Regions from separate parts of the Homo sapiens genome. Here region 1 is linked to region 2. Evidence: chromatin loops called from intact Hi-C (ENCODE). Cell type or tissue: endothelial cell of umbilical vein. All regions are shown on one strand.

Region 1 (4,000 bases), 130 kb after region 2:
TTGGGAGTTCTCACATGGTAATTAACTTGGCAGCCTAGCCACAGTCTCTGTGGTTTGATTATGCGAGCAGTATGGTTAAATAGTATCCTTGCCATCTTCTCCTCATCCCTAACCCCTCTCCCCAATTGACACAAATATTCTGTGGATGTACTGTTTCTGCTATATGCCCTGAAACTTCCAAAAAACCAATTACAGTTATAGTTAGTAGTAGTAAAAGTTAAGGTTGCTTAACATCTTGTGAGGCTCACCTGACTTAATTTCTGGGGATGGAAAGTGATGATAGCCATTGTGTGCCCTTGGCTATTGGTGCGGACTGTGAGCTCACGCCAGTATCCACCTTCATGAAATACAAGGCAGGGCTCCAATGGAGACTGTCGAAGGAATACTTCATAGTACTAGGAAGAGAACCGAATTATTACACAAGCAAAACTAGCAAGTTTCACAGCTGTTTACTCATGCTAGGTGATTGTTTGTGTTACATTGTGTCCCCCAAAAATTCCTATGTTGAAGCCTTAACCACCAGTACTCAAAATGTGTCTATACTTTGAGACAGGGCCTTTAAAGAGGTGATTTACTTAAAATGAGGCAGTTAAGGCAGGCCTTAATCCAATCTCACTGATGTCCTTTTTTTATTTTTTATTTTTCAGACGGAGTCTCACTCTGTCACCTAGGCTGGAGTGCAGTGGCATGATCTCGGCTCACTGCAACCTCCGCCACCCGGGTTCAAGCAATTCTCCTGCCTCAGCCTCCTGAGTAGCTGGGATCACAGATGCCCACCACCAAGCCTGGCTAATTTTTGTATTTTTAGTAGACACGAGGTTTCACCATGTTGGCCAGGCTGGTCACAAACTCCTGACTTCAGGTGATCCTCCTGCCTCGGCCTCCTAAAGTGCTGGGATTACAGCCGTGAGCCACCGCACCATGCCTGCTGTCCTTATAAGAGAAAATGTGGACACACAGAGACACCAAGGTTGGGTGCACAAAGAAAAAGACCATGTGTGGACACAGCAAGAAGGTGTCTATGCAAGCCGAGGAGGGAGGTCTCAGCAGAAACCAAATCAGTGGAGACTCTGATCTTAGACTTGCTAGCTTCCAGACAAGGAGGAAATAAACTTCTGTTAAGCCACTCAGTCTGCCGTATTTTGTAATGGCAGCCCTTGCAGACAAATACAGTGATATAAGAAACATGATTGACTGGGCACAGTGGCTCAAACCTGTAATCCTAGCACTTTGGGAGGCCAACGTGGGAGGATTGCTTATGTCCAGGAGTTCAAGACCACCTGGGCAACATGGCCTGTCTACAAAAAATAAAAAAAATTAGGCCGGGTGCAGTGGCTCAAGCCTATATTCCCAGCACTTTGGGAGGCCAAGGCGGGTGGATCACTTTGAGGTCAGGAGTTCGAGACCAGCTGGGCCAACATGGCAACCCCGTCTCTACTAAAAATACAAAATTTAGCCGGGCATCAGGGCAGGCACCTGTAATCTCAGCTACTTGGGAGGCTGAGGCAGGAGAATTGCTTGAACCCAGGAGGCGGGTTGCAGTGAGCCAAGATCGCACCACTGCACTCCAGCCTGGGCAACAGAGTGAGACTCTATCTCAAAAAAACAGCAACAACAACAACAAAATTAGCCAGGCATGGTGACACACGCCTGTAGCCCCAGCTACTCAAGAAGGTGGGGTGGGAGGATCGCCTGAGCCCAGGTGGTCAAGGCTGCAGTGAGCCGAGATCTTACCACTGCACTCCAACCTGGGCAACCTGTGTCTCGGAAAAAAAAAAAAGAATCATGATCCCTGCCCTGTAACTTTACAGAGGATGCTATCAATTATATCTTGAACTGTAAGCTCCATGGAGCTAGAGTTGTTTCCTTAGTCTGACATATGTGTTCAATAAATATTATTGAAAAATTTTATGAATGACTGAACAGGAAAGGTATTCTTATTTAGAACTTCAGTTTATTTATGGAAAATAATCTTCCCTTTCTGTGAATTCCTAATGTATTACTAAGCTGCTATGATTCCACTCTTACTTTTAATGTCCTGATATAAGCACATCATTTCTATATTTTTTCATATAACCTGGTACCAACTATATTATGGCTTAGTCAGATCCTCCATTTCCTCCTGGTATATACAAGTCAAATGCAATCCTGATTTAGTTGTTGTGATCTCAAAAATCCTTAAAGCCAATTGCTGCCATAACAGGAAACACCATCTGATTTACTAGGTCCTTTTGTTCTCATAATGCATGTGTTCTGGGTCCACTGGGTTCTCAAACAAACCACAAATTATGTAGTAAAGGGGGGAATTATACAAAAAAACAGTGCTACCTGAGAGGTAAGATCAATTAAGGTTGTACTTGATCACTTTTGCTATAATTTCATATAAGATGTCCTTGATTTTTACTCAACATAGTTTTCAAATTTTAAGGTTGGTGATTTAAAGAAAGCCTAGTTCCACTGGGCGTGATCCCTCCCACCTGTAATTCCAGCACTTTGAGAGGCCGAGGTGGGCAGATCATTTGAGGTCAGGGGTTCAAGACCAGCCTGACCAACATGGCAAAACCCCGTCTCTACTAAAAATACAAAATTTTGCCAGACATGGTGGCGGGCACCTGTAATCCCAGCTACTTGGGAGGCTGAGGCAGAAGAATCGCTTGAACCTGGAGGTTGTAGTGAGCTGAGATTGTGCCACTGCACTCCAGCCTAGGCGAGAGTGAGACTCCATCAAAAGAGAAAGAAAAGAAAGAAAGAAAGAAGAAGAAAGGGAGGGAGGGAAAGAAAGAGAGACAGAAAGAGAGAGAAGGACAGAAGGGAGGGAGGAAGGAAGGGAGGGAGGGAGGGAGGAAGGAAGGAAGGAAAGAAAGAAAAAAAGAGAGGAAGGAAGAAAGAAATTCTGACTAGTTCAACTGTTGTTTACTGGCTGGTTAGAAAGAAATGCTTTTTGGAAGCAAGATTCAAATATCATATAAAGCCTGGTGCAGTGTCTCTCGCCTATAATCCCAGTATTCTGGGAGGCCAAGGCAGGTAGGTGGATCACCTGAGGTCAGGAGTTTGAGACCAGCCCGGGCAACATGGTAAAACTCCATCTCTACTAAAAGTACAAAAATTAGCCAGGCGTGGTGGCACACACCTGTAATCTCAGCTACTTAGGAGGCTGAGCAGGAGAATCGCTGGAACGCAGGAGGCAGAAGTTGCAGTGAGCCGAGATCACACCACAGCACTCCAGCCTGGGTGACAGAGCAAAACTCCGTCTCAAAAAAAAAAAAAAAAAAGTCATATAGGTTCTGGAAGGATGGTAATTGAAAAACTGAGCTTGACCTAAAAGATAATGGGTAAATATGAAATGCAGCTTCTCCACTGTATGACCTAGGGTCTTGGTTTCTTCACTGTAAGATGGAAACTGAAACTCCTGTTCTTATATGGGAATGCTTAAGTAAGTATTAAGATTAAAGGGAACTTCTGGTTAAAATAACAGAATATTCCACCTAAAATAACAGAATATTCCACCTAAAAATCCTACTAAGTGAAAATCCTACTAAAATGAAACAAAGGAATTAAAAAGGCATAAGCTTATTTAGGTTCATTGTTTCCAACAATTCTCCCTTCTCTCTCCTGCACCATCATTGCCTTCGCTCAGTACTGGATCATTCCCATCAATATACTATCAGATTGCTTTTACTCTCCCATTTTAAGCAGAATAAAAAAGGAATCTTCTTGACCCTATATTCCCCAACTCTGCTCCTCTTTGTCGTAAAACTAATCACAAGAACTGAACCTATTCACTGCCTCCCATTCTTCTCCTTCTACTCACCCATCTGAATCAAGTCACCACTACTCCGCGAAAACAGTACACATTAAGGTCACCCCCAACCTCCTTGTTATGAAATCCAATGGTCCACTCTAAGTCCTCACTTCCTTGACCTATCGGCAAGCATTGGGCACAGGTGATAAGCCACTCCTTCTCTGTTTACTTTCTTCCTCTGGCTCCCAGGGAAACCTT
Region 2 (4,000 bases):
TGTACACTAGAAGCCCAGTCCTCACCATTACACATTTAATTCCCATGTAACAAACATACACATGTACTACTTGAATCTAAAATAAAAATTTTTTAAAAAGTAGGCCGGGTGCGGTGGCTCATGCCTGTAATCCCAGCCCTTTGGGAGGCCGAGGCAGGCGGATCACAAGGTCAGGAGTTTGAGACCAGCCTGACCAACATGGTGAAACCCCATCTCTATTAAAAATACAAAAATTAGCCTAGCATGGTGGCGCATGCCTGTAATCCCAGCTACTCAGGAGGCTGTGGCAGGAGAATTGCTTGAACCCGGCAGGGGGAGGTTGTAGTGAGCCAAGATTGCGGCACTGCACTCCAGTCTGGGCAACAGAGCGAGACTCTGTCTCAAAATAATAATAATAAGTACGTGAGATAATTATATTTAAATTAGCTTGACTTGGTCATTTCACAATACATACAGATATCAAAACATCATGCTGTACACCATAAATATATACAATTTTGTCAATCATACCTTAATAAACCTGAGGGTGAAGAAGCACATGTTAATGTCATAAATTGCATCTTTAATATTTTGATATCTGCATTTGAATGCATTTATGTTTTTTTCAGCCTGTGGTGTAACCATAGCTCATTGCAGCCTCCACTCCCGGGGCTCAAGCGATGGCAGGGGAGTAATCAGCCTCCCAAGTAGATGGGACCACAGGTGCACAGCAACATGACCAGCTAATTTTTAAATGTTTTGTAGAGGCAGTGGGGAGGAGTGGGATGGGATGGGGGGCTGGTCTTCCAATGTTCTTCAGACTGGCTCAAACTCCTAGCCTCAAGCAATCCTGCCACCTCAGCCTCCCAAAGTGCTGTAACTACAGGCTTACACAATTGGTTTTGATTGTAATCCTATGTATTTTATTTTGGGTATTAAAAGCATGACTCTGAAATGGGTTCACCAGTTGGCCAAAGGGGACCATGGCAAAAATAAAGTATAAGAATTTCTGAGTTAGTGCAAGTTCAGACAGGAAAAAGTGAATATCCTGGGGTATAATTACTTCTGGGATGTAAACACCTGAGTAGGATCTTTCAAATAATAACTAATCACTCCTGAGTATGTATTCCTGATTAGAATAATTCGGATGTTAACTAACCACCCCCAGAGTGTGGATTAAAACTAATTAACAATGAATTGTAAAAATTGTTTATCAGTATGAATAAACATTACCGGTTTCTCCTCCACTTCAAAGTATATACTAAATCCACCCCTTCTTCCTACCTCCACTGTCCCCAGCCTAGGCTGGTATTTCAAAAGATCATTTCATAGACAGACACAATATTTTGTTAAATAATTAATTCATGAATCCAAAATGTCATAGGTTGTAAGACTCATCATTCTTTTCTGCACCCAGAAAGAAAATTTGCTGTTAATTAAATTATGACATATTATTAATGGTAAAATTCATCCTAATTTCAGAGGTGATTAAAAGTGAAAAAGATATGCATTTTAGAATAGATGAAATAAGGTATATCACACAGCTGGTACTGAAGCATTTTGAAGCAAATTATGAACAGTATACATTGCACATATACAGTATAGCATGGTAAGGAGTTTGGATTTGATTTTCTTCACACTTAGGTAAAGTCGACATTTCCGTTCTGAAGCCTGCTGACCTGCCACAAGATGGCGAGAGCTCCAAGGAGACACAGGGAGAGGCAGCAAATGGAAGTGAAGGCCAGCACCACAGGTGAAAGATCAACAACAAAAACAATGATGGGTCTGTCTTGCGGGGCCTCCATTGGGTCTATTTCAATGTTGGTAATAATGAATAGAAAGCAAGCACTTCAGAGAAGCAGAAAGATGAACATCTGATGTTCCATTCTGCCTTGTGTATACTGGGGTATACCCTCCAGACACAGGTTCATGGGCGAGATCACTTGGTTAGTGTAGACAGCTGACAATGTAGACTCATTAGCAATCAGGCTGTCAGGGCTGTTTAACATGTTTCAGAACCTTCCTCAGCCACAGGCAGCCAGGCAAACTTGAGAAGTGGCTCATAACAAGACAAGGCTTGCCACAAAGGGTTGCTCATTCCTGCTAGGCAACCCATTTGTTTTAAGCACAGGGTATGTAATAGGAAAAATAATAGGATGTGAGCTGTGGTGTATTTCTGTGGGATGAGTGGTGAGGGAGGTGAAGTCTCTCCCAGGCCATAAAACTCAGAGTTACCAATTTGGTCCACACTGGCTCTGTGGAAAGATATAAAAAGACCTGGATTCCCTCACACATTGCTGCTGGGAATGCAAAATTGTATAGCCCATTTGGAGGGGAACTTGTTAATACATAGAGCAATCTCACTTCCTGGAATCTATTCCAAAGACATACTGGAAAAAAATGCAGAATGACATATGCCCAGTGCTATTTATTGGCATTATTTATAATATTAAAAGACTGAAAAAACCCAATATAACCACATAATGGAGTAATACACAGTTGTAAAAAGGAAAATAATTCTCATATATTCACATGGAATGATCTCTGGATGTATGAAGTGAAAAAAATCAAGGTAAAGAACAGTTTTTATCATGTATCATCTTTGTGTACAAAAAGGGAAATACACACATACATGTGTGGTTATACATATATTTGCTTATATTTTTAAATAAGAAACATTAAAAGTATGAACCACAATCTTACAAAACTGGGGGAAGGAGGGAACAGGATGAAGTAATAGGAACGGAAGCTAAATTTCTCTGGATGTATCTTGTTAACTAGTTTCATCTTTGGAAGCATAATTAAAAATAAAATTAAGTGACCAGGCACAGCGGCTCACGCCTGTAATACCAGCATTTTAGGAGACTGTGGCAGGAGGATTGTTTGAGCCCGGGAGTTTGAGGCTGCAGTGAGCCGTGATTGTGCCACTGTACTCCAGCCTGGGAGACAGAGTGACACCCTATGTAAAAAAATTATTAGAAAAAATTTTTAATAATATTAACTCAAAGGGAAAATAAGAATCAATCCCAAAAAACTAAAAACAAACTGAAACAAATGAACTTCACTGTTTATCAAGTTGGTGGCATAATCATACAAATAGAATACCTTCAAATTACTTTAAAACAATATTTTGACCGTACATCCCTAATGATATATGATCTAAGGACAAAATGAAGCACAAAGAAATCTTAAACTGCTTTCCATAGTCTTAATGTTAATAGTAATATTGGTATTGTTATTTTTAAATTATTATTGGTTTGTTTAGAATTAAGCAAATAAGTATGAAGTTAATATACTTAGAAACAAAGATTGTCAGGGTAAGAGAAAAAAGACACAAGTACAAGATAAAGAAATTGGGTAAAACCCTGTACCATTAAATTTGAATTGGAAATAGCTTTATAAACTCATTATATTTTTCACATTTAAAAATATCTTTTTCGGCCAAATGCGGTGGCTCACACCTGTAATCCCAGCACTTTGAGAGGCCAAGGCAGGTGGACCACATGAGGTCAGGAGTTCAAGACTAGCCTGGCCAACATAGTGAAACCTGTCTCTACCAAAAAATACAAAAATTAGCTGGGTATAGTAGCATATGCCTGTAGTCCTGGCTACTCGGGAGGCTGAGGCAAGAGAATCGCTTGAACCGGGGAGGTGGAGGTTGCAGTGAGCTGAAATCACATTACTGCACTCCAGCCTGGGCAAAAAAAAAAAAATCCCACAAATATATATATGTGTGTGTGTGTGTGTGTGTGTGTGTGTGTGTGTGTGTGTGTGTGTTTCCTAGTTCTTTCTACCGAAAAGCCCAGAAGCAATGACAACTCAACAGCAAAAAAAAAAAAAAAAAAAAAGACCTTTAGCACCCAGCCTTTGGTCTTTCAATACCATTTCCCACTGAAGGAGTCAGAATCCTTTGGAGAAATTGCTATCCAGGTCGGGGTCAGTAAATGTATGAGATGAGCCTAGGACATCTTGCAGCAGAAAGCAAGGAAGCTATCAAAGATTACTGGGATTCTGTCAAAAA

What was found. A loop is a pair of places that touch in the nucleus more often than their neighbours do. Peaks named below come from ENCODE experiments on the same cell type or tissue, not always from the same donor. Only the 100,000 strongest peaks of a DNase experiment are listed, where the experiment ranks them.
Region 1: a loop joins it to region 2, with 2.8 times the contacts of the local background. A loop is called at or near these places in 1 of 110 quality-filtered maps.

What each region holds. Positions count from the first base shown.
Region 1 is chrX:101,023,222-101,027,221 of GRCh38, forward strand. It overlaps TRMT2B (tRNA methyltransferase 2B), which reads right to left. Exons shown (of 14, transcript NM_024917.6): 8 at 249-395. Among named protein-coding and RNA genes, the nearest start is that of TRMT2B, 27 kb to the right of the region's middle. In endothelial cell of umbilical vein, no CTCF peak of the experiment used is centred here; a DNase peak (open chromatin) is centred at 2,130; H3K27ac peaks cover 962 bases.
Region 2 is chrX:100,893,885-100,897,884 of GRCh38, forward strand. It overlaps a transcript of XKRX not described here. Among named protein-coding and RNA genes, the nearest start is that of NOX1, 22 kb to the left of the region's middle. RefSeq lists an enhancer at 1,509-2,010. In endothelial cell of umbilical vein, a CTCF peak has its summit at 1,659 (motif pointing right); no DNase peak of the experiment used is centred here.